7 separate regions of the Mus musculus genome follow, and all the other regions are linked to region 4. Evidence: chromatin loops called from intact Hi-C (ENCODE). Cell type or tissue: heart. All regions are shown on one strand.

Region 1 (4,000 bases), 210 kb after region 4:
GCAGCAGGAGGAAGTGGGGGTCCACCAGGATGGTATTGACTCTCTCCCATGCTGGGTTAAACTTTTTGAACACCTGGAACATCTGGGCCAGGCCTCTGGCATCTTCATTGGTAGGGATGGCAAAGTACACAGCTCGGGCAAGAGGACCCTCAACCTGGACCCGGGGTCCATCTACCAGGAAGGTGTACAACACCTTGCCTCTTGGGTTATAGGTCCGGTGGATAAATAAGACCTCAGGGAAATGAGCAAAGAGGTCTTGCATGAAGCAGCTTTGGTAGTTGAAGGCATCTAGCTGAGGAGTCTTGCTAATCTGGTGCAGCATAGGTGGGCTGGAGTCCTTAATGAGTAGACCATTCAGCATCGTGAGGGCCATGGAGTGCTGCTGGCAAGCGTCTAAAGCCCAGGCTAGGATCCTTCCTCTGCAAGATCGACGGCCGTCAGGGAAGCACTACGTTTCTCAAGTGCCACGTAATTTGATGCTTGAAGCTAGACTGTAGTTTTAGGTACGGTTTTGGATGGGCCTAGGGAAAGGAAGAGACACTTAAGAGAGTAGGTACCTGGGTTTTTAACTATCTATCTGGACAATATCTCAACACTTATCAAACACTATATATCTTCCAGGGGCAGATATACAACAAGCACATAAGGACACATTGGTTGATTATAAAAACCATAAAAATGAGAAAGAGGCCAGAGAGCATGCTGCGGAGGGCAAGGCACATGGGCTACAGTGGGACACTGAGGGAGATTTCCCCGGATATGAGGGATAAATAACAAGCCAGCCCAGGAACTAAAAAGGGCAGGAAGTCACATGCAGTGGTGTACCTTTGTGATCTAAGCTACCTAAAATGCTGAGACAGAAGCGTCACCAGGCGTCACTGGATCAGCTCAAGACCAGCACAGGCAATTTAGAGAGAACCTGTCTTAAAAAAACAAAAAACAAAAACAAAACCCCTAACAACCACCACACACTCATGCATGCAAAAATCCCGAACCAACCAAACAAAAGAACTAGGGAATTGGGTGTGGCACCAACACCTGTAATCCCAGCACCTGGGAGGTGGAGGCAGCAGGGTCAGTTCAAGGTCATTCTAGACAATAGGAGATCATAATAGCTCACTGGCAGTATAGAGGATTGAAAACACATGGCCAATCCTAGCACTTGGGAGGCAGAAGCAGGCTGATCTCTGTGAGTTCTAGGCGAGCCAGGGCTGTTACACAGAGTACCCCTCTGTCTCAAAAAACAAAACAAAAAAACCCATATGGCATGTGGACCTTCTTTTTCTACAGAAGGATTCTGCTGTGTAGCTCTGACTTGTCCACAGCAATCCTCTCACCTCAGCTTCCAAGTGCTGCAAATAAGGCATGTGTCAACATTTAATTCTTTTTTAAAAATCATTCTAAATATTTGCATGGCCTTTCTGTTCACAAATTCTTATAATTCTTACCAACTTTTTCTTTGGTCCTGGTATATACCAGGAAAAAAAAACTGCTCAAAATTTGCTGTGAAATATTGAGCAAGCCAATTGCCTTCTCTGAAACTTGATTCCTTTCACTTTATTTATTTTTTTCTTTTGGCTTTTTTCGAGACGGTTTCTCTGTATAGCCCTGGCTGTCCAGGAACTCACTCTGTGGACCTCGAACTCTAAAATCTGCCTGCCTCTGCCTCCCAAGTGCTGGGATTAGAGGCATGCGCCACCACTGGCCGGCAATTCCTTTCACTTTAAGGGGGCTAGCATGTGTGTAACCTCTCCTGCGCCTACACATATCCTGATTGGATGTAATGCTTTATGCAAATGTTTCCCATTTGGCTCCATTCACTGTCCCCATTTCGCCGATGAAAGACTCAGGTTCAAAGACACATGAAAGACTGAGGTAGAAAGCATAGGCTATCTGTCCATCATTACAACAGCTGGAAGCCGAGCTTTGGCTCCAGATCCTGATGGCATCCTATAGAGTCCCAAATTATGGATCAGGAAGGGAAGGCGGCCTCTGACCTCACCTGAACACCGGTGGGGGACGCGGAAGGCTGAGGTTCGTGTTCAAGCCCAGCGGAGCCGAAATCCACCTTCCACTGGTGGAAGCTGAATGCACTAGTCGCTGAGACCCGGCTTCACGCCTCCACGGCCGAGACCATTCGCGCACCGGCAGACGCGGCAGCCATTCCTCCCACTGGGCCCGCCTCCGACTGACTGACGTCCAGCCTCGCCAATCACCACGCCAGCTTCACAATGACTCAGACCAAAGGAGCTCGCTGTGGAACTTGGGAGTTACGGACCAATCCTGGACTGGCAGCTCCTGGACGGGGCTGTTGCCAGGGTTACAGAGGCTCGGCCAGAAATCACCAATGAGAGCTTGTGGAAGGATGTTCAAGCCCGGAACAGGCCGCCCGAGGGCGAAGCCTCCCTTCGGTCTAGGGGGCTGGAAAGGCGGCACCTTTTAAAGGCCAAAATAAAAATAAAAAAGAGCAGTGTTTTATACGGACAACATTTAGTTTGTCGGCTATCGAGCTGTCAAGCTCCGTAGATACAGAATGGTGGAAAAAGGTGCAAATGTAATCCTGCATTCTTTGCCTTGTGGAGAAACTGAGGCTTGTAATTCCGGTTATTCAGGGTCTGAGATAGGATCAAGAATTTGAAGCTAACTCAGGCAACCTAGTAGGACCAAGTCTTAAACAGCTGGGTGTGGTGTCACACGTATTTAATCCTAGCACTGGGGAAGCAGAAGCCAGCCTGGTCTACATCAAGTTCCAGGCTAGGCTTCTCTCGAAAATAAAATTAAAAAGTTTAAATTAGGAATTTGCCCACAGCGTCCCAGCAAGTGGCTTGCAGTAAAATCTAGGATTTAGGTCGGTCTTTCCTCCTGGTCCCTGACAGGACAGAATGAACAAGACAAGCTACCATCTGTGTTGTAGGATAGGTTGGTAGGAAGAGGGCAGAGTATGGGGGTGCATTACTAACCCTCTGAATGTCAAGTACCCCATTAGACAACATTCATGGTTCCTTTAAAATGACAACGTTTTGAGGCCGCTAGTCTGGGCTACATGAGGCCCCGTCTCAAAAAACACAAACGTGAAACAAAACAAAAACCGACTTTATTAGTGTGAATAAAAATACGTAACAGGTATTTTCTAAAGAGCAGCAACAGTTGACAATCAAGGGCTACCCTCCTCCCCCTCTGTCTCTGGACACAAAGCTCCTTTCCGGGCCCATTGTGTTTATCCTAACCTGGGCAAGGGTTCGTCTGTGTAGGCTGGGAAGAAAGGAGCATGCCCTTTCATATGGAATAACTTTGGCTTTGAACAATGAACAAGGTGTCTACAGAACGCCAAAGGTAGGGCTGAAATGAGGCAGGGTCAAAGGATTGTCACAGTGGAGTCCCTCTCCCCCGAGTTTTAAGATCTTCTTAGCCCTTACCTAGGAAGACACTGATAAAAATACTGACCTACAGTCTGACCCACCACTTTGAACTGTCCCAAGGTGGTTCTGAGATGGGTTCACTAGTACAAACACTTCAATCATGAACCATGGCTTCAGCAAGAGGGGGGCTGTCTGCTTCCTCTAGCTTTCCCCAGAGGAAAGGGAGGCAGCCCACGTCTCTGAAGTCAACTGGCTGCTGACTGGACTCAGGCAGCTGATAGGGGTCTGCCCAGATGTCCACAATCTTGCGCAGGGTGGAGCAGCGCTCCTCCAGCTCTGGCCCCTCGGTCTGCATCAGCAGGTTTGCCAGCTCCCTGCTTAGGTCCCGAATCATGTGGTTCTGACCTTGCTTTTCAGGCTGATCTGTGTTTGGGATGATTCCACGGTCTTGCAGCTCCCCATTGGGGTCAAGGAGGTGCTGGTATTTCTTCTGCCACCGGCAGCACACCATGGCTTCCCCTACTGGCTGCTGGCTGGTATGCAACAGAGCCAAAATGTGGCGGCATGGCAGATGGTAGCACTGTTGAAAGGAGCAGCTGCAGCTACAGCCATCTTTGCTCACCTGGTGTGAGTTCTCTAGC
Region 2 (4,000 bases), 80 kb after region 4:
TCTAGAAGAGATCACCAGTCTGTACCTGGCCAGCTAGCACCTTTCCCTCGGATGGGGTTTGTGTGTGGTGGTGGTGGTGGTGGTCTCTAGAGACTTGCACTGCACGGTTGAAGCAAAGAAGGAGCCCTAGTTCAAGGGCACTGCAGGAGGTCGTAGGTCACGTAGCCCACGTCGTCCACCTGGTTCACCTCATGGTCCACCTTGTTCACCTCATTTTGGAAACTCACACGCCAGAAGAATTTGCCATGGCAGAAATAGGCTTTGTCTACGGGAAACAAGAACACACAAGAAAGCTGAGTCCTCTGCTCCCTCATCATTGACAAAAGGAACAAGATTTTTACAAGCACCTGTGGTGGTTTGAATGAAAATGGACCCTATAGGCCCATAGGGAGTGGCACTTATGAGGTGGGAGGGGGTGTGGCCTTATTGGAGGACCTGTGTCACTAGGGTGGGCTTTGAGATTTCAGATGTTCACGCCAAGCCCAGTGTCTCTCTCTTCTTGCTGCCTGCTGCTGAGGTAGAGCTCTCAGCTACCTCTCCAACACCACGTTTGCCTGTGTGCCACCTCGTTTCCCACCATGAAAATAATGGACTGAGCCTCTGACCTGTAAGCCAGCCCCAATTAAATCTTCTCCTTTGCCTGAAGAGAGGCAGCCCGGTGACAGTTTAAGTGGGAAGTCTTCCAAATAGGGGACAACGGGCCCGAAGACCTTAAGGGATGGAGGACCTTGATCTGTTCAAAGAGCAGCCAGCCTCGGTGGAGCACGGAGGATGTCAAGAGAACGGGGAGGAGACGAGAACTTGGACACACAGGCAAGGCCGTGTGAGTTTCTTCTACCTTCGTATCGTTTGGGGTCACAGTCAGAACCTCTGCCCTCCTCTCCTAACCCTCCCCACTCTTGAAGAATATATTAAAGGTTACTGGGTTACCGGTATGGTTGGAGGGAAGGGTATAAAGGAGATGGCTGAAAAATAATACATTTGGGAGGTTTGAGCCTTTGAATTAGCCTAACAGAGCTCCAGATAATACATTTTACAGATGGGGAAACTGAGGCCCCAAGAGAGGTAGTGACTTGCCCAAAGACACTTTCTTGCCTCTCCACGTATCCCTAGTGGCAGTCCTGCACATTATAGGCCCTTGGCTACTGTTTAATAATCAAGGAACGAGCCTTCTAGAGAGCTGCGTTCTCTACTGGAGTTCCCGGAAAAGAATGATATGCAAGCAATCCGGACCTTAGGTCCGGGCTGTGTGAACTTGGGGTGCTCTCTATATGGCTCTTATCTAGAACATTCCCTTCAATCTCCAAGGGCTTGCTCTCTCCTGCTGAGAAACTAGCCAGTCGCTAAGAGAGGGAGTCCAGTGTGGGAGACATTTCACGAAGGGACCCTTCCCGGCCAGCCTCAGCAGCCCTCACCTTGGTACTGGAAGATGTCGTGTGAGTTCCAGGGCACACCAGAGAACTCCTTATCCACGCGAATGACGCTCTGGGGATCCACCTTCTGAGACTTCAAGTCGAATCTGCAGGAAGGTGGACAAGCGATGAGCCTCTCCCGCTCCCCACCCCAGAGCTGCGGGAGAGTGGCGCTAGGGCTCCCCCTACTGGTGGCCTCGGTCGCTCTTACCTCCAGACACGCCCCTTGCTGAACAGCAGAGCCTTCCCGAGACGACGCGGGAGAAGCCCGCTGACGTGGGTTACCTCTGGGCCTAGACCCAACTTATCCAGACTCCTGGGGCCCAGCACGGTCTTGCCTGTGTACACCCACATTTGACGTCCTGCGGAAGAGAAGGGTCAGTAGACACTAAGGTGTGGCACAGTCTCTTTGAAGGGCAGGAGGCAGGAGCCAGAGAAGCTAAGTATCAGAGCTACTCAAGGGGAATTGCAATTCAGTACCGTCCGTCCGTCCGTCCGTCCCCCCAATGTCAAATCTTATCAGCTGGGCAGGGGCGCTCTTTTGGAGTCGCAGTTTCACGGGTTACACTAGGTGTCTGTCCTAAGCTGACGGATACTGAGGGATCGATGAGCTAGAGGGGCACAAACTAACCAGAGAAGAAGAAAACCCTCTTGGTCTGCGGATCCTCAAAGGCGGAGTCCAGCGTTGCAGGCAGGGCTGGCCACGTGCGGGCAGTAAGGAAGGGGCCCTGTAATGGGCTTCCTCTATGATTCAGGAACTTCCAGTACCAACTGAGAAGAAAGGAAATATCAGGGCCCGAGAAAGTTGGTGGAAGACGCAAGCAGGATCCTCTCCAAACCCCCTCTCTCACCCACACACCCTCCCTGCTTACCCGTCCTTGAAGAAATGCAGAGCGCCCTGGATCTCAGCAATAGCATCAAAAACATCCACATTGCAAGGATTGTCTGCCGGACTCAAAGACTCTGTAGAGGCCTCAGAAGAGCCCGCAGTAGGGGGCGCTGTAGGGCCAGGTGAGGGGGCGCCTGTAGGGCCAGGTGACGGGCTGCTTGTGGGGCCAGGTGAGGGGGCGCCTGTAGGGCCAACCGTGGGGCCCACTGTGGGATAGGCCGTGGGAGGTATAGTGGGACACATAGTGGGAGGTGCTGTCGGCTGTGGTTCAGTTGTGGTGGTGGCTGGAGGCCTTGGGTCAGGCTTAGAGCCACGACCTAAAAACAAGACACTAGATAAGACACACTAGTCAGCATTTCTCTGTAGCCCCAGCCTACCACCAAGCCCAGCAATGGTGCCTTCAGTCTTCCCTTGAAGCTAGAGGCTACACGCAGCAAGCCTCTTCTCATATGCCAAGCCTAAGTGTCCAGAACTGAGCTCTGTGAAGATATGGACTGGGTTCTCAGGACCGAACAGGCAGAATGTCCCTCCCTTCCCCGAGTCAGGCAGGGAGAGAGTCTTTTGGGTGACCACTGTGTCAAACAGTGCTGTGAGCTGCCTCTGACTCCTAAGGGCAAACATTCCTGGCCTGCTATGCCTTTAAAAGCTCCTTTGGGGGCTGAAGACATGGCTCAATAGTTAATTAAGACCACTGGCTGCTCTTCCAGAGGACCTGGGTTCATTTCCCAATACCCACATGGCAGCTAACAACAATCTGCTTCTCCAGTCCTAAGTGATCTGACGCCCTCTTCTGGCCTCTGCTGGCATTGCACATACCTTGTGCACATACATTCAGGCAAAACACCCATAGAAATATAAATCAACTAATCTTTGGAAGTTCCTTTGGGTCAGAGCTTTAAGTAGCCCAGGTTGGCCTGGAGCTTAGTGTATCGCTCAGGCTAGCCTAAAACTCATGGTAACTTTTTTGTCGCAATCCCCCCGGGTTCTGGGATCACAAGCTTGCTATGCCACCACCCAGCAAATATCCCCATTTTTCAAAGGTTAATGATGATCAAAAACAAGACAAGACAATCAAATGTCACTTAATAAAGTCAGGCATCATTCTACTTCAGTTAACCCTATCAAAGCCTTATGAGAGCCACGCTATTATCGCACGCCGCCACTTTATATGGGAGGGAAGTGACACACCTAACTAAGTTCACCTATGAAGTGGCTTGGCTGACCCTTCTTGCTGAGGAGGATCAAACGCAGGGCCTCATGTCTGCTTTGCATCATTCAGTATGTAATCTAACCACTAGGCTGCACACCCAGCCCTGGGCTGGCTTTTGAACCCGGGCCTAGAGTGCCATCTCCACTTACTGGGCACTCAGGCCCTGACCCAGATAGATATTGAGGTTCCGTTTCTCCCCTCTCCTCTTCCTACAGCTGAGCCACATCCTTCTCTCTGCTCCTCGTCTCTGTCCCCCAGCCTCACCATACAGATACTGGATGCCGTCTATGTCGTCTTTATTCAGAGGGAAGCCCTCGAGGTAGCTATACAGCGGGTACATGAGCGCTTCCGGCACGCTGGAATGATCTAAGCCCAGTGCATGGCCGAACTCGTGCGCTGCCACCAGGAACAGGCTGTACCCTGGAAGGTAGAAGGAGTCTGAAATGCCACCAGCCCTGGCTGCTCCGCCTTGACTGCCAGGAGGTGACT
Region 3 (4,000 bases), 71 kb after region 4:
AGCAGGTGACACGCCAAGGGGCAAATCCTATCTCCTGGGCCCACTGTAAAACAGGATGCTCACAACACGTGTGGTTTGCCAAGCTCTCCCCATTGGCACTCCCGGCCTTATACATGCTGTCACCGCTCCCGTTGGGCCTGGAGACAGAGGTGGGGAGAGCATCTCTTTGGGCTGCTGACTGACTGACTCTTATGTCTAAAGACTGACACAAAAGCAGCTGTGGAAAAGATAGCAGATGCTAAGTCCCCCGGGGAGTGTTCATCTAATTCTCAGTTCAGTGACCTTCATGCGGGATGTGCTTGAGGTCATCTGAGGGCTTGAGTGGTAAGGAAGTCACCCAAATCATGGCAAAAGGGGACTCTGAGTGACCTCAAGGATGCAAACAGGGAAACAGACACACTGCCATGGCTGTCACACACACTGGCAGGACAGTGTGTCATGTAAGAACTCACTGAGTACCTGACAGGCCACGCAAGCTGCCGAGAGATAGTCACATCAAGACATGCGCACACAGCCCCAACCACAGGCACACAACGTTCCACACACTTCCCACATACAATTTGGACAGTCAAATTCCAGGTCTATATTTTACTTCAGTGGTGCAGGTGTTTGGAGGGTGTAAAACGGAAAAACTGAGCCATCACCTTGGGACACGAGTCCCCAACATCTTATTCCCTGGCCAAGGTCTGAGGAACAGGAGGAGAGGTGGCAAACATGGAGGAGACGGAGAAGATTTAGAGCCACATACTCTGATGAGCACTGGTCACTCACTGCTAGGCTTTGGGCCTAGAATTGAGAACACAGAGAGAAAGAGACACGGCCTCTGTCTTTAATGTGCTTGAACCAGCATCCTCTGGAAATGTGCTCTGATGGACAGGCTGAAGGGGAATGATGGCCTCTTCCTGGGAGCAAGGGAAAGTGAAAGGGATAGCAGAAGCAGTGGGACGAGAGCTAGAACTTACAGAATGAGCTGGAGTTTTCCCAGCTTGTGGAAGTGGGGCAGGGTGGGGGTGGGGTAAGCAGGATGAGACATACCAGATGCAGATGAAGAAGGAAACTGAACGACAGGCTGAAGGGTTTGGCCTTTATCCGATAGTGATGGACATCTTAGTGTGGGATGGGTAGACCTGGCTGGCCGCCGGGAGAGCAGAGAGGAGGCTGTGGCCCTGGATGTGTGAGCAACATTACAGGCTTGGACCAGGAGGGTGGGTGGTGACCAAAGAGGAGAAATGTAACAGAACTCTGGATCAGTTTTGAAGGTCAGTGGCCAAATCACGAGAAACGATTGGATTTGATGAGAAGAGAAAACAGTGATGAGGTATTGAAATTTTTGATTCTGAGCCGTTTGATGAGCCATTTTTTTTAAAGGAGAAACAAGGGAAGTGACAGCAAAGAGGGAGAGCAGGAAGAACCCCGAGTGTTCACAATCCGTGAGGTGGTTGGGTCACCTGACTGGAACCTGCGGGAGTCCAGACCTGGAGTTGTCCATACCTTGAGGAACCATCTGAAGGAAACCCCCCAAAACAGGCTTGTTAGCTCCAGGCAATGCGAGCTCACCCGCGGCTCATGAGCGACCCCTAGCGACCAGGGAACTAACTCTCTCTCTCTCTCTCTCTCTCTCTCTCTCTCTCTCTCATCTTTTCCCGGCCTTGGGGCCGCTCCAAGCCTATTCGACCCTCTCTCCTTCCAAAGGAGAATGGCACAGAGCTAGGACGAGGGGAAAACCCTGGAAGTGACCCTTGCAGAGGGGATTGTTTCTGTAACCAGGATGTCACTTCTTTTCAGAGAGCCAGAAGGATCCCTTGGCCCTCTCCAGTGTAGCTGAGTGTGACTTCATTACAAGATCACTGAACTCTGCACCCCCATCTCCAGCTCAGCTAGCTCCTCCCTCAGACGGAGATGAATGCCCAAGGACTGGGACTGGGTCCTTTGACATCCTTCCCAGACCTAACTGCCTACGATTCAAACTAATTTCCCTGTCTGCGGTCTCCTTTAGGGGATACCCAGGCATTCCGACTCTCTAAGAAGAGACAGAAGACTAGAGAATCCGCTGGGCATCAAGGATCCGTTAACGTAGCTTCTGCCTCAGCGACCCCACCCACCCAACCTGGTCCTCCTTTGATCCTCCCAGCCCAATCCGTTCTGTTTGGCCCCCCAAATCGACCTAGGCCTGCTTCACCGCAGCTCTGGACACCCCAATCTCATAGTCCCCGCTCCTTGGTCCCACTCCCTCTCCTCAAGGTCCCCACCTCCTTAATGCTTGGGCCTACTTCCCTCCAGACCCAGACCCAGGCCCTCAGCCTCCAGCTCGCCCCTTCCTCCCTAGCCCCTGCCCAGGCTCTTTTCCTGACCCTACTTGCTCCCCTGTGGCCCCGCCCACCAGGATCCGGTCACGCCCCCTCGCCCTTCCCTCTAGGGCGCCCCAAGTCCTTGGGGCCGCACTACTGTCCGCTCCCTGCAGCCCCCTCGCCCAACCCAGGCCCCGCCCCACTCTGCAGTGGCCCCGCCCTCTCGCCCCGCCCCCAGCTGTCCCGCCCCCCCCCCCCCCCCCGCGGCCTCTACCTTTGACGTCTTCCCTCGGGAGCCGGCGGGGATCGGCCACCGAATGCCGGCGGGACTCTGGGTCAGCGGAGGCGGCGGACGCTGCGGGGGGCAGCGAGGTGACCGTGAACCTGCGGCTCATGGCGCGCGGGGCGGCGGGATCGCACAAGTGGCCGCAGCCGGGCTGCTGGAGCGCCAAGAGCTTCCCCGCCTGCCGCGCGCCGCGCCGGGTCCTAGTGCCCGCTGTGCCCAACCTCCCCAATCTGGCCACTTCTCCTTGTGGCCCCGGACTCTGAGTTTCACCAGAAGAGCCCCTGAGGAGCCCACCCATATATGAGTCATTTCTCACGGAGGACTTCCCCACCTCTGCTAGGTTCTCCTGAACACCTGGGCTCGTTCACTCAGCACAAGTTGATGGATCACTGTTATAGGCAACAGAGACCTCTGCCCGTACAGTAGTGACCATTAACTGCTTACTTGCCTTCCTGATTCTCATGTTCTAAGGAGGACACCAGAGGAAGTGTGTGAGCAAATAGGTAGATATGAGACTATGCCATATCTGAAGAAGGAAAATTGGGGCCACTGATGAGGAGAACTAGAGAGTGACCCGAGAGAAGGGGTCCCAGAAAGCATAAGACTTGAGCTAAGATCTCACTTGTAATGAGAACTAACGACGCAAAGGTCTCTGGGAAGAAGAACTCAGCAGAAGCAGCAGCAAATACGTGGGTCTAGAGATAGAGCTCGGTAGAGGGATGCTTGCCTGGCAGGCACAGGACCCTGAGTTTAAGCCTAGGCATTCTCGAGTAACAAGGACAAAGGCCTGGGGTGAGAAGGAACCTGGACGGTTCACGAACCAGTAAGGATGGCCACTGTGTCTGCATTGAGTGAATGTGATAGACATGAGAAAGACAGAGCAATCAACCTCTTGAAGGCTGTGCGTGCTGCTTGTTTTTTGTTTGTTTTTTTTAAAGATGTATTTATTATATGTAAGTACACTGTAGTTGTCTTCAGACACTCCAGCAGAGAGCGCCAGATCTCATAACAGATGGTTGTGAGCCACCATGTGGTTGCTGGGAATTGAACTCAGGACCTTTGGAAGAGCTGTCAGTGCTCTTAACCGCTGAGCCATCTCTCCAGCCCCGTGCGTGCTAGTTTTATTTCAACGTGGCAAAAACTAGAGTCATTTTAGAATCGGGAAATCCAACTGAGAAAATGCCTTCACCAGATTGGTCTGTAGACAAAGCTGTGGGTCGTTTTCTTGAGTGGTACCACCCCTGTGCGGGTGGTCCTGGGTGCTATATGAAAGCAGGCTGAGCAAGCCATGAGGCGCTAGCCAGTAAGCAGTGTTCCTTCATGGCCTCTGCTTCAGTTCTGGCCTCCAGGTTCCTGTCTCCAGCCTTTGCTCTGACTTTCCTCAGGGATGGTTGGGATTGGGACTTCTAAGCTGATATTAAACAAA
Region 4 (4,000 bases):
GGTGGGCAGAGGCCGAGGCGGCAGCGGCGGGCCTGAGGCGGAGGAGCGGCGGGGAGGCGGCCACGCCGGTAGCGGTGAGTGCCGGGGAGCGGTGGCCGTCCGCCGAGGCGTAGTACTGATGGGCAGGCGGTTGGGGGGGCGACGGGGACGCTGAGGCGGGAGGGCCCGTTCGACGCGCGGCCTGCTCTCCGGGCACGCGCGAGGCTGCGCATGCCCCGGAGCGGGGCGCGGCTGCCTCCGGCTCCGGTCCGGTCCGGTCCGGTCCGGCCCAGACCCGAGTCTGGCGGACCCAAGTAGGCGAGCGAGCGACTGACCGTGCGCTGAGGTGGGCACCGCGGCCCGTTTCGGTCGCAAGCTGCTGAGGCTTCTTTGTAGGATCGAGCACGCCCTGCACTCGAGAGTCTGTGAAGTCGCTCGCCCGGGGCTTTGGTGGGCGAGGGGAGCTCTTGTGAGTCAGTGGCACTGGAGGGCTTCGAACCCGGGTCCAGGATACCGGTCTCGGCGGCGGTGTCCAGGCGCCAAGCAGCCTAGGGAGCGCTGTCGCCCTGGGCGTATTCTCGAGATGTCAACTTGTGTGACAGCTCGCCCATTCTATGGACGTGGACCCTAGGCCCGGAGAACCGGGCGAGAGAAATTGTGCCGGAGGTTCGTACGGACACGGCGCCGGAACCTACTGGCTTCCCAGGGCCCTTCCCGCACCCCGGTAGCGGGTCAGGGGCTTTGCTTAGGACCACGTCTCCCCAGCTTCCGTCCCTCGCGCTGCACCTTTACAAGTCCGCCTACATCTGTACTAGATACCAAATGTTAAATGTTTTTCTTTAAACTGACTCTGACCCTCCCTCCTTAAATGCATTTGTTTAAGGCGGAAATTTTGAACCCCAAACGGTATAATGGAAAGCCAGTTATTTCTCTAACGCTCATAAAAAAAATAAATACCTGTCTATTAAAATAAACACTTGTGTCCTTGTTCCTCCTGAAGTTGTGCGCTCCAGGCTTTGGGAACCGCTGCCCTTGGAGTACGGGGTTAATTGTCATGTTATGTCTTTCACTGTATATGGAATTTTTCCCCCTGCGGCATTCCAGCTCCCATTGCAATGTCCCGGGGTGTCCCGGGATCTTCAGGGTGATGATAAATATTCTGAGCTTTCTCATTGTAAAAGGTTGTCCTTTAGAAGCGCTAATCTCAGGAGCTGCAAGAACCATCCCTCAGATGTACTGGGTGTGTTTCCTCGCTTTCTTACAGTATTGTGGTGTGGTAGCCACCTTGAAAGTTCATGAAAGGATGCTTCTGCAAACCCTGATGTGGCTTTTGACCACAGAACACTTAAACTTGTATCTGTCTGAGTGTGAAAAAGCAACTTTGTATCAACATTTTGGAACAAGGCTCTAGTTTTGCCTTGTGGGGATTGGAGACCACTTGACTGATGGTTAGCGTGCATGCCTGCCTTCCTTTTGGTTTGTCTCTTCCATTTAGCTCGTCTTTCCTCTTTCATATATTTTTTGAGCCCCTAGACATGCATTAGTCTCTACCGAAACATAGGAGACTGCTTCTCCTTGTATAATGTGCTAGCAAAACAACCACATTGCAAGACTAAATGGAAGGTATTTTTCTAGATATCAGCAGTTTCATGTCCCATTAGCTATCTGATCATAAATTCAGTTTTTAAAAAGTGTGAGAGCAGATTTACTTTATTTTCTGAAAGGAAATTCAGAAAAGCCAACTTGGACCATTCCAGATACCCCAGCACCAAGGGCTGTATGACAAGAAGTCTGTATTTTGGGGGGCTGACCTCAGGTTGAGCACAGAATAGAACTAAACATAAGATCATCCATTGGTCCCAAACTTCTCAGGAGCAATAATGTACAAAGAAGCAAGGGAAATTTGATTTGACTTGGAAGTCCCATTTCCGAACATCAGCAAGTGGAGCCTCATCTACCAGTGCCCCAAGCTAAATAAACAATGCTTTGCTCTGAAACTTTATTGTAAATAACTATTCCAGGCATTCCATGCCTGCGGCCTGCAGATGGCAGTGCCTTTAAAAGCTTCCTGCACTGTGAGAACTGAATTCACCTGTGCATTTAAGAATGGAAAACCTTTTACAAAAAGGAAACCTTTGGAATGTGCCCTTCAGTTTTCTTCAGGTTTTGACTCCCCACGTGACAAATGTTGTCTCTGTTTCTAAACTCACCATTGGTGCTTAGTTGCAAAGGGAATCCTCAGCTAGCAGTGCACATGGTAAATACTACTCTTTTGTTCTCTAAGTTGGTTTGTAAGATGGGTGCATTGGTGGTGTTATATGTGTTACAAAGTTTTGTGCATATACAGAAATGAGAGCTCAGTAAAATTGAAAATTTCTTGCCCAAGAACACGTTCAAGATATTGTTGGAGATGAAAGATTTCAAAAGAAAAAGTAGCTATGTTGTATAGTATCCACAGTACAGGAGTTCTGAGGCTTCTTTGTATGCTAACCTCATGCAAGTATGTCGCAGAGATGACAGCAATCTCATTATGACTTTCCCTTTGTCTTCCCATGAACTCTTCCAGTTCAATGTTCCCCCAAAGAAGAATTCTTTCTACTCTATTGCTTCCTGTGTTTTATGAATGATTAGTCTTTGAGGCTAATACTTTTAAAGCTCTCTTTAAAAGTATTTTTAACAAATGTTTTGTGTGTGTGTGTGTGTTAAAAGATTTGTTCTATGAACAGCATATACTGTTGGCTAGACTATTCTGCTTAAACAGAGTTTAAACTGTCAGATAGCTAAAAGAGCAGTGCCCAATGGGAGATGATCCTCTGTTACTCTCACTGATAGACATTTTAATGAAAGGTAAGGGTAATAAGGCAGTAAGTACCAGGGTTCCAATAGCCTGTTTATTCCTTCAGCTTATGCAGTATAACATACAGTTAGGCCCTTTATTTGGAAGTCTCCCTAAATCCTGTTCAGCTAGAAATAACCCACAAACATTAACTGTCAGAAAGAAAATGATGTGACAGTAGCTAAAACATGGAAACACACAATCCCTGAAAACTGTAAAGTGTAATCACACTGTGACTTCCATAAGAAATAGGACCATCAGCACAGATTTCCAGAGGCCTAAGTTAGTTAACTACATAGTTATGGGCTCTCTGGTCCACATCCTAGACGATCTGATGGCTTTCCTTTAATATACTGTTGTGGGTCATCCAGATGCTGTTTGTATTCTGATGTTAATTCTGCTTCCCCAAGGGGTTGCCTCTGAGAGCAGCCCATCAAGTGATCTCCTGTGAGCCTTCTCTCCATTTGAACTGGTCAGTAAACACCTGTGATTGGGCAGGTAGAAGAGGATGAGAGGGAAAGGAGAGGGGACTGAAGAAGAAGAGGAGGAGGAGGAGGAGGAGGAGGAAGAAGCCATGATGGACCAGAACCACTTGGCCAGGAGAAACTGCAAGTAGCAAAGTGTCTTATAGCTGGGGAATAAGTTAGGCTAGTATTAGATCTGCCCAATCTAGGCTTATAGCATATAATTATAATAATTGGATTGTGTGTTTTTATATGGGCTTATTGGAGTTGGAAATTCCAGCAACAAACTGAGTTTATTGTTTTTGAAGCATGTTATCCAGCTCTCTGGCAATGAAGTGCAGACTGCTAACTCTCCAAGCCATAGCTAGGAGTTATTGCTTTGTTACTGGGGTCCTCTTTGAAGCATTTTGTTCTACTATCTAAATGCAACTTTTGGGAAAAAATTAAAATGGCCACATATCTACTTTCACATCCACACTGATAAATCAAAGTGGAGTAAATCTGAAGTTATCAAACAGACATTGGGATCTTTGTAGACATTCCTTGTTAGGAAAAGGCATTTTTCTGAATGTAAAGAGTTAGTTATCAAAAGGTCCACAGGCATTCTAAATATTTCATATTCTCTCTAGTTTAGACTATACTACAACTTAGTCAAAAAGCCAAGGAGAATCTAGTTTAAACTACTAAGCTGATGCCATTTTTTTGTTTCGGCTTTTCAAAA
Region 5 (4,000 bases), 200 kb after region 4:
AAGCGCTTCAGAGATAATGAGTTCAACCCATTTTATTTTGTATAAGAGGAAGTGGACTGGTTGAGTTTACCAGAGCACATGACAGGGCTCAAAGTGGACTCTGAGGCCATGCTCTCCTCCTAATCAAGCCATCTCTGGGGAAACGGGGAATGGGGCAGGTGGTCAGGCAACAGACTCACCTCTGTGTCATTGGTCACGTACATCTTGTCATCCGAGTAGGAGAAGCCCACCCCAGCTGGGGACTCGATATACAGCACGTTGGCAATCTAGGGGGAGGAGGGAATGAGCAGAAGAGGGGGTCCCCAACCCTTCAAGTACCCAGACATCCCTAAGAGACCCACAGCTCCAGGAGTACCAGGTTCCAAGCATAGGGGTTGTACTCCAGGGTGACACCATCTGGCTGGATCTGGGGAGGAAAGACAGAGAGGCCTGTGAGGGTGCCGGTTAGCAGCTGGGTGGAGAGAAAGAGCCACAGTGCGTTTCCGTATTCTCACACTCCATGAGAGGTACGGAAAGTTAGGGCAAGGGCCACCACATAAAACAGAATTGTTAAGGAAAGCAAACTTAGGCCACAGGTTCCTTCTCCCCTTCCCCTTCCTGCCTTTTCCTTGAGCTGTCTCTAACTAGTCTCCTGCCCTCTCTCATGGGGGAGGGGGATAGTGGTCAACTCACCAGAAAGGGGCCGTGCTCTGTAAGCAGCCCATCGAGCGAGCTGCAGCCGGGACCCCCGTTAAGCCAAAGCACCACGGGGCTGTTCTTTGGGTCGTTCTGCGACTCCACAAACCTGGGAAGGATAGGAAAGGATTGGTGTGAGTCCAGGTCCTGCCTGGGGTCGTTAGAATTCGCTCGTCCAGTTATCATGCCCTCCTAGGAACTTTAGGGCCAAGCCAAGCACCAGTAGTGGAAGTGCTTGGAGTCCGATGCTCTGAGGTAGCCGGAGTATTGCCGGAAAGAGGGCTGCTTGGCCAGGCCGGGGAGACAATCGATTTCATCCTGGTCCGGAGCTGCTTCGTTCCGGGACGCCCAGGACAGGAGCAGCAACAAGAGCAGTGGAGACAGCGCGGTTCCGGGCATCTGCAGGAGGAAGCATCGGTGGAGGATGTTTGTTTACCAGTCCCCCCAGATCCCTTGCGCTTCGGTGCAGCAGTTCCTGGGGAGACGATGGCGCACATCTCCGGGAGAAGCCCCCGCTCGGATCCAACTCCGGGCCACAGAGCCACCTTCGCTGCCCACCAGTTTGGGCATCTCCGTACCTCTGCTTCCTTGCGTCCTTGCTCTCCAGGAGGCGCCTTTGGACTGGAAGTCATGTGTAGCTCTGGTCACGTGAGCATCTGCATCACGTGACAGTTTGCTCATTGTTCACTTTTTTAATCTGTGGGCCTGAGGGTCGGGAGTGGTCAAAGTGCGTGGCCCTGAAGGTTATTAGTCAGGGTGCCAGAGATCAGGTGATCTTGGTGTTGACAGAAGGGTTCCCCAGGCTCCTGGGGACCCCTTACTGGTGACAAGCGAGAAAGCGGCGCTAGGACCCCCAGGCAGAGCTGGGGGAAGTTAGAGAAGGGGGAAATGCCTTACATGGTTCATCCACCCCGCCCCCGCGGTCACAATCTGAGCCCGCTGCCCAAAATAGCCCTTGGCATGAGCTGCCCTGTTGCACGGCTTGGAGATGGCTGCTCCCTCCGAACACGTAGGACTGGGTGGCCCACGGAGCCCTGCGCGCCCAGAGCCCCCTCCCACCCGCTTCCACCAAGTGCATGGAGCCAACATCCGCATGGACCCCTCAGGAACGCGAGCCACACGCGTGGAGAGTTTCGCCCACGGTGTGTGCTTCAGTCGTGAGCCCCTGGCCCCCGGCCAGGTATTTCTAGTGGAAATTGAGGAAAAAGAGCTGGGCTGGTGCGGGCACTTACGTCTTGGCCTGACCGCTCTGGATCCCGCCAGTCTGGCCGCTGTACCCGAGTTTTCACTGCCTGACTTGGTCAGCCTTGGCCACAGTTGGGTCTTCGCTATCACACGCCACCACAACCGTGTGCCCCGGGAAGGTCAACCAGAAGCGGAGGCAGCGGTCCCCAGTGGTCCCCAAGCCCTACTGGTTGAACCCTATCTGCGCATCGAGCAGTTCCGAATTCCCCGGGACCGTCTGGTGGGCCGCAGCCGGCCAGGGCTTTATAGCCACCTCTTAGATCAGCTCTATGAACAAAACGTGCTGCCTCCTACAGCGCGCCGAAGCCGCTTGGGTGTTCTCTTCTGCCCCCGTGAGGATGGGACCGCCGACATGCACATCATCATCAACGGGGAGGACATGGGCCCTAGCGCCCGGGGGCTGCCAGCTGCTCAGCCCCTCTACGCTGTGGTAGATGTGTTTGCTTCCACCAAGAGCGTGCGTCTGGTCCAGCTGGAGTATGGCTGTAGGTATCCCACCCCTGGAGTGACCTTCTGGTTCAGTGTAGGGACGGACACCTGCTAGGACCCCACAGCCAGCTAATAAGGCCTTGCAACTAGTTTTGAAGATGCACGGTCTGCCTTGGGCACCAGCTTGTGATTTTACGCACATCACACCTTGGCTGTGGGCCCGCCTGGTATATTCATCTCCCCTAGTTGACTGAGACACCCTGCAGGTTCCTTTTGGTTTGGACGATGTGGATGTGGGCTTTTAAAAAAATATTTATTGCCGGGTGTGGTGGCACACGCCTTTGATCCCAGCACTCGGGAGGCAGAGGCAGGCGGATTTCTGAGTTCGAGGCCAGCCTGGTCTACAAAGCGAGTTCCAGGACAGCCAGGGCTATACAGAGAAACCCTGTCTCAGAAAAAAAAAATATTTATTTTATGTATAGGAATACATTGTTGCTGTCTTGAGACACATCAGAAGAGGGCACTAGATCCCATTACAAATGGTTGTAACCACGTGGTTGCTGGGAGTTGAACTCAGAACCTCTAGAAGAGCAGTCAGTGCTCTTAACAGTGAGCCATCACTCTAGCCCAAGTCTGTGGTTTTTAAATTTTGTCCTGGAAACCAAGTCAGGTTCTCATGCACGCCCCAGCCCGGAAGACAGGGATTCTAAAACTGATTTTAGGCCAGAGACTTGTTGAGAATTTTGTGCGTTTATTTATTTTTGGTTTTCTGAGACTAATTTACTCTGGAGACAAGGCTGCTCTGGATTTCAGTAAGTAGCCCAGGTAGGCTCCGGATGGACTTTTTACAGTCTTTTCTGCCTCAGCCTGTGGGGATGGTTGGGATTAGCCATGAGCCGCCACCTTTAACCACATTCAGCTATGTGTTGTGTGTTTTCCTTAGAAAAATGTTCTGAGATTTGGACATGTGGGTTTGGAGCTGTCACAAACTCCAGGTTGAGAAATTCTTTCTTTTTGTTTTGTTTTGTTTGTTTGTTTGTTTTCAAGACAGGGTTTCTCTGTCTAGCCTTGGCTGTCCTGGAACTTACTCTGTAGACCAGGCTGGCCTCGAACTCAGAGATCCGCCTGCCTCTGCCTCCCTAATGCTGGGATTAAAGGTGTGTGCCACCATGCCCGGCTCTTTTTGGTTTTTTGAGACAGGGTTTCTCTGAGTAGCCTTGGATTGACTGAGACTCGGATTGACAGCTTTTAAAATCAGAGGTCTAGCCAGGCAGTGGTGGCACACACCTTTAATCCCAGCACTTGGGAGTTAGAGGCATTTCTGAGTTCGAGGCCAGCCTGGTCTACAGAGTGACTTCCAGGACAGCCAGGGCTATACAGAGAAACCCTGTCTTGAGAAAAAAAAAAGAGGTCTAGCTCATTGTCGCTCAGCGAACCTTTCACTTACACCTCTGGTCGTGCGTCATGAATTCGTTGAGCTGGAACCTGCTATTTTACTGTGCTGTGGTTGCATAGGCAAAGCAGACAGAAAGCTGCTGAGTGAAGGGAGGAGGGTCAGTTAGGCTGTGTTATAATGGCAACAGGTCTGATCAAAGTCCTCAGAAAGAGGTGTTATGTCAGCTATACAAGCAGCCCCGCCAGGCAGACTCAG
Region 6 (4,000 bases), 110 kb after region 4:
GAGGCACCCCTGGGCTGGTGGTCCTGGATTCTACAGGAAAGCAGACTGAGGAAGCCAGTAAGCAACACTCCATGACCTGTGCATCAGCTCCTGCCTCCAGGCTCCTGCCCTGGTTGAGTTCCTGTCTTGACTTCCTTTGATGATGAAGAGTGATGTGGAAGTCAAATAAGCCCTTTCCTCCCCAAGCTGGTTTGATCGTGGTGCTTCGCCTCAGCATCTGTAACACGGAGGCTCTCGCACCAAGCTTGAGATGGCATTAGTTTTTTAACATTACCGTTTTGAGTGCTGTGTTCATATCTTTTGATGTTCATTCCCTTGCAATGTCTCATTGAAATTTTGGAGTTTCCGATTCCCAGTCTATACCCAAAAGAGTCCGATAACCGCACAGAGGGCCTAGAAGGTGTATGCAAGGCAACCCGACAGACCGTAGGGGAATGCAGGGTACTTACCACCCTACGTGGCAGGGGAGTAGAGACTGAAGAAAATACATCAAGATTAACAGCTGGGTGTGGTGGTGCACGCCTTTAATCCCAGCACTCGGGAGGCAGAGGCAGGCGGATTTCTGAGTTCGAGGCCAGCCTGGTCTACAAAGTGAGTTCCAGGACAGCCAGGGCTACACAGAGAAACCCTGTCTCAAAAAAACAAAATAAAACAAAAAAAGATGAACAAACTTCTGGTGAGATGGCTCAGCTGGTCAAGACCTTGTCAGCAAGCATGGTCAGAAGAGAAAAAGAAAGATCTGACCTCCACAGCACACAGTGACACACACACACACACACACACACACACACACACACACACACACACGTGATTGGAGGCGGGTGCTTTTTGAGACAGGGTTTCTCTGTGTAGCCCTGGCTGTCCTGGAACTCACTCTGTAGACCAGGCTGGCCTTGAACTCACAGAGATCTGCCTGCCTCTGCCTCCCAAGTGCTAGGATTAAAGGCATGCACAACCATGCCTGGAAAAAATTATATATATATTTCATCAACACATTAAAGAAGCCATTTGGCCTAGGAAGAATGGAAGCCCTCCCCTAACGTGGGCTACATACAGTGAATAGATTCGCAGCCCGGCAAATTTGAGCATATGCTTGCCTCTCCAGCTCACTAGCTTGTCCACTCCCTTTCTCAGGAGTGCCCTCTTTTTGAAACTCTATTTGCTGGCAGCTTTTTAAAATAGAAAGTATGTGTGTAATGTATTTATCTGAGTTTATACCCATGGGTGGAGTGCATGTGGAAGCCAGGGGAGGCATTAGGTCCTCTGGAGCCTGCTGTGAGCCCACGGCTGAAATCTAAGGTCGCTATGAGCCCTATGCACTCCACTGCTCAGCTGTTTCTCTAGCTTTCCCCTTTTAAATAAACAGCTCTATTCCTATATCTGACCATGAATTTCTGGCCCAATCTTTTGCCCCGGGATGCATGAAACCTGTGCGAGTGCCTTGCCGCTCAGACCCAAGCCTGTATCACCCTGACTTTGCACTGGCTACCTACTCTCAGCTGGCACTTTCCAGTGCTCACAGGACCCATAGGCTGGACCTACACCAGGTCTCCAGGCAGAGTCAGCGGGCTCCCCCTGCTGTAAGGCTAGGGAAGTGAGCAGACAGACCTGGCATCCCTCCATGAGATCTGCCTCTAGGGCTCATTTAAGCCCTACTCCACTGAGACATGAATAATTGCCTTCCCTCCTGGATCCAAAACCGTAACACAGATATTCTAATGGCTCCCATTTCTGGATCCCTTGTTAGGGATGGCGAGGACTCTGCTAGACTCAGACTGTCCACTAATCACTCTATGACCTCTGGCAAGACACTGGACCTCTGGGTGACTCAATTTCGGGAACAAAATAGAAACAGTCTATCACCCAGTTCAGAGGCCTGCTTTGAGGATAAGAGGTAAAGTGTAAACTGCTGAAAGCGTACCCAGCACGCAGCCAGGATTAGTCCCTGTGAGGTGCCAGACCTGGAGCTAATGAGTGCTGCTGCGGAGGGCTACAGGCTACATTCTTTTAATTTACTTATTTAACTTAAGAATACTCTACTTAGCCGGGTGTGGTGGCACACACCTTTAATCCCAGCACTCAGGAGGCACAGGCAGGCAGATTTTTGAGTTTGAGGCCAGCTTGGTCTACAAAGTGAGTTCCAGGACAGTCAGGGCTATACAGAGAAACCCTGTCTAGAAAAACAAAACAAAACAAAACAAAACAAAACAAAACAAAACAAAACAAAACAGAATACTTTACTTGTATGCATGCCTGTGCCCCATGTGGCTGCCTGGGGGCTACCAAGGGCAGAAGAAGACATCAGATCCCCTGGAACTGGAGTTAGAGATGGTAGTGAACTGGTCAGATGGGTGCTAGGAATCAAACCCAAAACAGCAGCCAGTGCTCTTGACCACTAAGCCATCTCTCCAGAACCTAGCCAACCTTCTTTCTCTTGATTGTAGCATCTAATGTCACAGCTCAATGGAGCAGAGGGACTTATGTTAACCCCTACTTTACCAGAGAGGAAACAGGCACAGAGAGACTAAGCCAATCAAGGTGACAGGGCTTGCCTTGAGCCCAGGCAAATAAATGTACCAGCAGCCACTCCTTAGCCACTGTGTCCCCAAGTGCTCATGAGACAGGCAGTGGCCAATATCTGAATGGGGAAAAGAAAGCTCAGACAGGAGACATGACTTAGGTCACAGAGCTAATTAGCACTGGAGCCTGGCCTGGACTTGACCCAGTTCTGTCTCCCCACATTGTCTCGTGTAATGCCATGACAACCGAGCAGGAGTGATGGCCCTGCGTGTGACACATGAGGACACTGACCTGAGAGGTTGACCCTCTCAGAGCCACATGACCAGAATGCAGGGAGCTTTGTGTTGAAGGTAGACGCTGGAGTTGGGGCCCAGTGCATCCTTGGTGCCTTGCTGAAGTTCCCTGCACTATCTTGTCTTTGTGACTATCCACCCTGGCTCCAAGGTAATGCCACTTGCTTCCAGGCCAGAGAGCAGCTGTCAAAGGCCCCGTGCCATGCTGCCGCTCAGCCTGGCCTCGACATCCATCCTCCTGTTTTATCCACTTTTGTGTTGCTGTGATAAAACACTCCGAGAAAAGCAACTTGACTTTCATTATGGCTCAGTCTGAGATATAGTCAATCCTGGGACGTGGGGAGCCAAGGCAGCAAAAATCTGGAACAACTGGTCACATTGCATGCAGTTAGGAAGAAGAAGGGAGTGGATGCTTTTGTTCAGTCACCTTCTTCCTCTGTATGAAGTTCAAGGCCTTGTCCAGACAATGGTACTGTCCACCTCACCAGGACAATCCCTTGCAGGCATGCCCAGACCTCCTTACCAGGCAGCTTGCCTCCTGTCGGGTTGATAGTGTTAAGTCACCGATAGCCTCTGGAGGCAGCTTGTACGAGGCCCCAGGTGCTGGAGGACAGAGAGGGTCCCGAATGCAGATCACCTTTGCACAGCCTCAGTGAGCATGCCCTTCTCAGAGCTCTTCATTTGTCTCTGGCACAGTATGTTCAGCATCTGTCACACAACTTCATGTGTCACCACAGGTCCAGAAGTTCCCACCTTCACTTCCAAGGTGGTCTCCTGAACCGTGTAACACTGCAGGACTGGGCTGATATTCTGTGGTATCTGGGGCAGAATAGATGGTCCCGAAGCACTGGGCAGAATAATGTCACCATGTCACTAACTCAGTCCTTGTTTGGTGACTCAGTGGAGATGGGTTAGACCCCCCACTCTGCCAGTGTCTGGAGCTACTGCAAAGCAGACATGGTCCAGGCTCCCTGTTCAGCAGTGAGATGTTACTCTGTGTAGTTACCGAGCAAATGGGAGCCCCATATGTTCATCACTTAACTTTTGCAGATGCCATCTGATACATTAATGTCATCCTAAGGGTTAGAAGTAAGGGGGCAGAGGGGACGTCAGGAGACCCCCCCCCCCCCGCCGCCCCACCCCAGTGTGGAGCCTGGCTCAACCACAGAGCCCAGGACTCAGCTCTT
Region 7 (4,000 bases), 120 kb after region 4:
AGCCCAACCCGGGAGAACCCGATCTGGCTCGAGTGGAGCTTTAAGCTACAGGTGAAAAACCAGGAAAATGACTGACGTTCCCTCCCCTCTGGACACCTCTAAACCATCCCAGGTCGCGACGGTTCTCTAAGCGACCCCTGGAGGTGTGGCTAGACGCTGGGGGCCACACCCACGAGAGCCGGGCGCCTCCGCCGCGCCTTGTCCGGCGAGTCCGGGCTGGGACCTGCGTGACGTCATGCCACTTCCCGTGTAGCCCTCCGCCACACGAAAAAGTAGTCCCCGTACCCAGCTGACCTCAGCCCTAACACCGGGCAGCATGTGACTTCTAGAGTCCTCCTGGACCCGACGACGGCTCTGAGTCCTCCGAGAGGCCTTCTGAAACCCCGCAGATCTCTCTCTCCCGGGGGGACGGCGGCGGAAGTAGTTCCGGTTCGAGGGCGGCCGATGGGTTCCTCCGCGACGGGGGTGAGAGGATGGCGACCTCGTCGATGCCGGAGTCGGAGAGCGACACAGCAGCCAGAGGCTCAGGTTAGCGGCAGCCGGAGGCGGGCTGCCCCTCCGCACACTGCCGTGCACCGGGGCCCTGCCGCGAGGCTGCCGGGTGGCGGACTCCCGGGCCGGCGGGGCTGTCCGAACAGGGCCCCGGGGTCCCAGGCCCTTTAGCCGCTCTCGCATTTGCCTGAGCGGAAACCCAGCGCCGCCACAAGATGGCGCCGGGCCTGGAGCTCAGGCAGCGCCGGGGACAGCCCCGAGACACCAGGCCCCGCGACCGTCGCTGTCAGCCCCCTCCGCAGGGGAGTCCGGGGAGGGGGAGTGAACCACTGACCCCGGGGGCCTGCGGGCTGTACCACCGGCTCCTCATCCGAGGGGACACGGGGGCCGGAGCGCCGGGCCGCTGTGTCCGCCCAGGGTCGATTCATGCCTCTGGGAGGAGCAAGGAGCCGTGATCACCCACCGGGACCACCCTTCTTCCCAAAGGGTCCTAGCCTGAGAGGCCAGGCGTCCCTATTCTTTTCTGGAAGGTTCCCTTTCCAGGAAACCCCGTCCCATCTAGTCCGATGCTCAGTCTTTGCATCTGCAGAATGGGCACACCGGTGCATCTGGGTGGGTTCTGCTTGGCCGGGCCCGAAAGGTGGACCACTTGTTGCAACCATGGTCGTATCGCCCAGCAGAGTGAAAGCCTCAAACCCCGCGCTTCGCTGTCAGTCGGTCCCCAGAACCAATGGAGGAGAACGAGGTGGAGAGCAGTAGCGACGCGGCCCCTCGGCCCGGCCAGCCTGAGGAGCCTTCTGAGAGCGGCCTGGGTGTGTGCACCTCGGAAGCTGTGTCCGCGGACAGCAGCGACGCTGCGACCGTCCCAGGATTAACGGAGGCTGACGACTCTGGCGTCGGGCAGAGCTCGGACGGTGGCAACCACTCTGTGGTATGGATCAGTGTGGATGGTGTGGGCAGGGGGACCGTCAGCAAAGCCTACTTGTAGAAAATAACTGTTTTTGAGGCAGACGCCAAGCCATGCCATGCCAAACTGCTGTGGTCGGTTTTGACAAGTCCCATGGCTAAGAGACATACTTAAACCACTTGTTTCCAGAATCTTCAGAAAGGGAAACTGAGGCAGAGCGTGCTTGCTATCGACAGAGCCAGAATTATCCATGGTCTTACCCAGAGCCCTCAGGCTCCATGAGCCCGGTTCAAATGTTGATCCATCTCAGTTATCTTAGTCTTCCCATCTGTCAAATGGAACGGGAGGGCCGGGTTCTATGGGTGCTAGGCTGTAAGGGGAAACTGAGCCATGTTTTCCTGACCCATTACTTTGTGATTTGAGCAGGTTACCCAGGTTCTAGCCCTCATCTTCTCTGTTAAGTGAAAATTAGAAACATAGTCATCTCTGGTAGCTTCATAAGTAATTTTGCGAGATGGGGATTGTATCTGGACTCCACTTGATGGAGATATGAAGTAGTGGCCCTGGGTGTGCAGTTTAGGGTTTCATTATGTCAGCAGAAGTGGGCCTACCCTGGGGGTCTAACTTATGCTATATTACAGGGTTACTGCTAGGGACAGGACAGGTGTGGTCCAGGTCCTTGCAGAGAACACAGATTGGTGTGGAAAATGTTGAGGTGCGGGGGTGGGCTGGGATTGTGCTGAGGAACTGGGTCCATAGAGGAAAGCTTCTCTTCTCAGAGAGTAGACCCAACCTGTTGTCATTCCAGTGTGGTGAGGTGACTGGTCTCTGAAGGGAAGTGTGCAGGAGCAGAAAGGTCCTGAGTAAGGTCCAGCTTGCCCTCTAGAGGGGGCAGTGCCTAAATGGCTGTGAGAAAGCTGGGTAGTGATCATGGAAGAGAGTGCAGCAGGGGGAGTGGTTGATGCAAAAGCCCAGTGACAGTTGTGCCTCCTGGCTGTGGCCTGTGGTCTAGAGAGCTGCTGCTTTCCCCCCTGGGGTAGTTCCTGACTATATCTGTGGGCCCTCACAGGAGAACCCTCCTGGGCCTCTGTAAGGCTGAAATGTGGGTGGGTGGCTTTATTTGTTGTTTCTGGGGTATCTACAGGCTGCTCTGTCCTGCCTCACGCCTGGCTCCTGAACTGCCCTCTGCTTTCTACACCTAGGAGGAGGTATCTGAGAGCATCTCAACAGACCCTTTGCCTCATGGCTGCCTCCCTGATTCATCTTCTGTGTCCCGGGGACCAGTAGCAGAGATGCCTGGTGGCCCCCCAGCTCTGGTGCATTCCAGTGTTCTCCCAGACCCCAGCATGCTGGTGTCTGACTGCACAGCCTCCTCTTCAGACCTAGGCTCTGCCATTGACAAGATCATCGAATCTACCATTGGTCCAGACCTCATCCAGAGTGAGTAGGGAGAGGGTGTGGCCCTGTCCAATCCCACAGCCATCTGTGTCAATGAATGAGTGAAGATGAACTTACCTGACTGTGGAGTGTGTAAAGGGAACTGACAACTGTCTCCTAGTGGGAAACAACACAAGTATCAAGTACAACGTCACTGTAAGTTCTTAGTATGATGCCAGGATGTCACAGTGCTCAGAAGTAGGGAGAGTTGTAGCTGGGGCCAGTAAGATGGCTCAGCTGGTGATAGTGCTTGTCAGGTAGACCTGGTGACTGCCGCTAAACCCACATAACAGTGGAATGAAGCAACCAACTCCAAAAAGTTGTCATCTGACTTCCGCACGCATGCCCATATACACGCATGAAGTACGTGCAGCAGTAACTAATTCTAAGACGTAGAAACAGTTGTAGCTGGCTTTGTACTGCGGGTAGTTATGAACACTTGACATATAAGAGGGGGCAGATCTTCCAGTAACCTCCAGAGGAGATGGCTGCCATTAACCTGGTCCATATGAGAATTATAAGGCACGAGAGAGAGACACCAAAAAATGACTGGGTAACAGTGACACTGGTAAATGGAGGTTTCTCCTGGGCAGTAAACTCAGACAGGTAACCCCTTGTTCAAGCTGCTAAGTACTGTGCTGGGTCTTTAGGTTAGGGACTTGCATACAGCACTAGAATCCCACAAAGCTCTGGTATGGTCTGAGAAGCATTCTGAGACATGGTACCTGCAGGATCTGTGTCCTGAGGAAGTTTAGAGAGGATAAAGGACGACTTGGCCCATTTGTCAAAACCCTGTCCGCCAGGGTAGCTCTGGCTGGCATCCTGGTGACTGGGCTAGCACGTCACCTACACCAGGCCTCACACCAGCCTGCAGTGGGTATGTCCAAGGTGCTCTCCAGTTGCCAAGTAGAGTTCAAGGGTGTGGGCCTATTGTCAAGGTCCCTCTGAGAGTGTCACCCTCCACCCTTTCTGCCAGGCTGCATCACTGTGACCAGTGGTGAAGAGGGAGGAGCTGAGACCACACAGTACCTGATCCTGCAAGGCCCGGATGACGGTACAAAACTCCTAGCAGTTCCTGGGAGCCTGTAGTGGATGGGGCAAAAGACAAGACTCCATATGACCCTGGGGGGTTAGCCATTGCCCTGGCCTCTGACAAGATGGCCT

Evidence for each region. Peaks named below come from ENCODE experiments on the same cell type or tissue, not always from the same donor. Only the 100,000 strongest peaks of a DNase experiment are listed, where the experiment ranks them.
Region 1: a loop joins it to region 4, with 2.9 times the contacts of the local background. A loop is called at or near these places in 6 of 42 quality-filtered maps.
Region 2: a loop joins it to region 4, with 4 times the contacts of the local background. A loop is called at or near these places in 15 of 42 quality-filtered maps.
Region 3: it touches region 4 in a loop (4-fold over the local background); 15 of 42 quality-filtered maps call a loop at or near these places.
Region 5: it touches region 4 in a loop (2.6-fold over the local background); 6 of 42 quality-filtered maps call a loop at or near these places.
Region 6: a loop joins it to region 4, with 4 times the contacts of the local background. A loop is called at or near these places in 12 of 42 quality-filtered maps.
Region 7: it touches region 4 in a loop (2.6-fold over the local background); 12 of 42 quality-filtered maps call a loop at or near these places.

What each region holds. Positions count from the first base shown.
Region 1 is chr2:164,821,203-164,825,202 of GRCm38, reverse strand. It overlaps Zswim3 (zinc finger SWIM-type containing 3), which reads right to left. Exons shown (of 2, transcript NM_178375.2): 2 at 3,076-4,000. The coding sequence ends at 3,514. Zswim1 (zinc finger SWIM-type containing 1) reads right to left here and starts at 2,517. Exons shown (of 2, transcript NM_028028.2): 1 at 2,003-2,517; 2 at 1-521. The coding sequence starts at 373. In heart, CTCF peaks have their summits at 1,705 and 2,428; a DNase peak (open chromatin) is centred at 2,242; H3K4me3 peaks cover 1,583 bases; H3K27ac peaks cover 966 bases.
Region 2 is chr2:164,951,038-164,955,037 of GRCm38, reverse strand. Mmp9 (matrix metallopeptidase 9) reads right to left here. Exons shown (of 13, transcript NM_013599.4): 8 at 3,776-3,931; 9 at 2,285-2,618; 10 at 2,044-2,183; 11 at 1,624-1,774; 12 at 1,416-1,519; 13 at 1-265. The coding sequence ends at 132. Among named protein-coding and RNA genes, the nearest start is that of Mmp9, 4.8 kb to the right of the region's middle. In heart, CTCF peaks have their summits at 1,599 (motif pointing left) and 3,091 (motif pointing left); a DNase peak (open chromatin) is centred at 1,637; H3K4me3 peaks cover 784 bases; H3K27me3 peaks cover 4,000 bases.
Region 3 is chr2:164,959,566-164,963,565 of GRCm38, reverse strand. It overlaps a transcript of Slc12a5 not described here. Among named protein-coding and RNA genes, the nearest start is that of Slc12a5, 6.4 kb to the left of the region's middle. In heart, a CTCF peak has its summit at 1,576; a DNase peak (open chromatin) is centred at 2,665; H3K4me3 peaks cover 1,362 bases; H3K27ac peaks cover 1,057 bases; H3K27me3 peaks cover 1,853 bases.
Region 4 is chr2:165,030,757-165,034,756 of GRCm38, reverse strand. Ncoa5 (nuclear receptor coactivator 5) reads left to right here. Exons shown (of 8, transcript NM_144892.1): 1 at 1-74. Among named protein-coding and RNA genes, the nearest start is that of Ncoa5, 2.0 kb to the left of the region's middle. In heart, a CTCF peak has its summit at 2,030 (motif pointing right); a DNase peak (open chromatin) is centred at 466; H3K4me3 peaks cover 1,704 bases; H3K27ac peaks cover 1,245 bases.
Region 5 is chr2:164,831,104-164,835,103 of GRCm38, reverse strand. It overlaps Neurl2 (neuralized E3 ubiquitin protein ligase 2), which reads left to right and starts at 1,508. Exons shown (of 2, transcript NM_001082974.2): 1 at 1,508-2,405. The coding sequence starts at 1,664. Ctsa (cathepsin A) reads right to left here and starts at 1,331. Exons shown (of 15, transcript NM_008906.4): 1 at 1,254-1,331; 2 at 896-1,074; 3 at 673-784; 4 at 356-406; 5 at 180-266. The coding sequence starts at 1,307. In heart, CTCF peaks have their summits at 413, 1,279, 2,050 and 2,251; DNase peaks (open chromatin) are centred at 283, 1,343, 1,473 and 2,243; H3K4me3 peaks cover 2,847 bases; H3K27ac peaks cover 2,469 bases.
Region 6 is chr2:164,922,234-164,926,233 of GRCm38, reverse strand. No RefSeq gene overlaps it. Among named protein-coding and RNA genes, the nearest start is that of Zfp335, 12 kb to the right of the region's middle. In heart, no CTCF peak of the experiment used is centred here; a DNase peak (open chromatin) is centred at 1,573.
Region 7 is chr2:164,908,045-164,912,044 of GRCm38, reverse strand. It overlaps Zfp335 (zinc finger protein 335), which reads left to right and starts at 295. Exons shown (of 28, transcript NM_199027.2): 1 at 295-528; 2 at 1,173-1,423; 3 at 2,602-2,839; 4 at 3,813-3,890. The coding sequence starts at 1,223. Zfp335os (zinc finger protein 335, opposite strand) reads right to left here and starts at 612. Exons shown (of 2, transcript NR_166490.1): 1 at 295-612. In heart, CTCF peaks have their summits at 700 (motif pointing right) and 2,285; DNase peaks (open chromatin) are centred at 184, 434, 714, 2,224 and 2 weaker places; H3K4me3 peaks cover 2,538 bases; H3K27ac peaks cover 1,753 bases.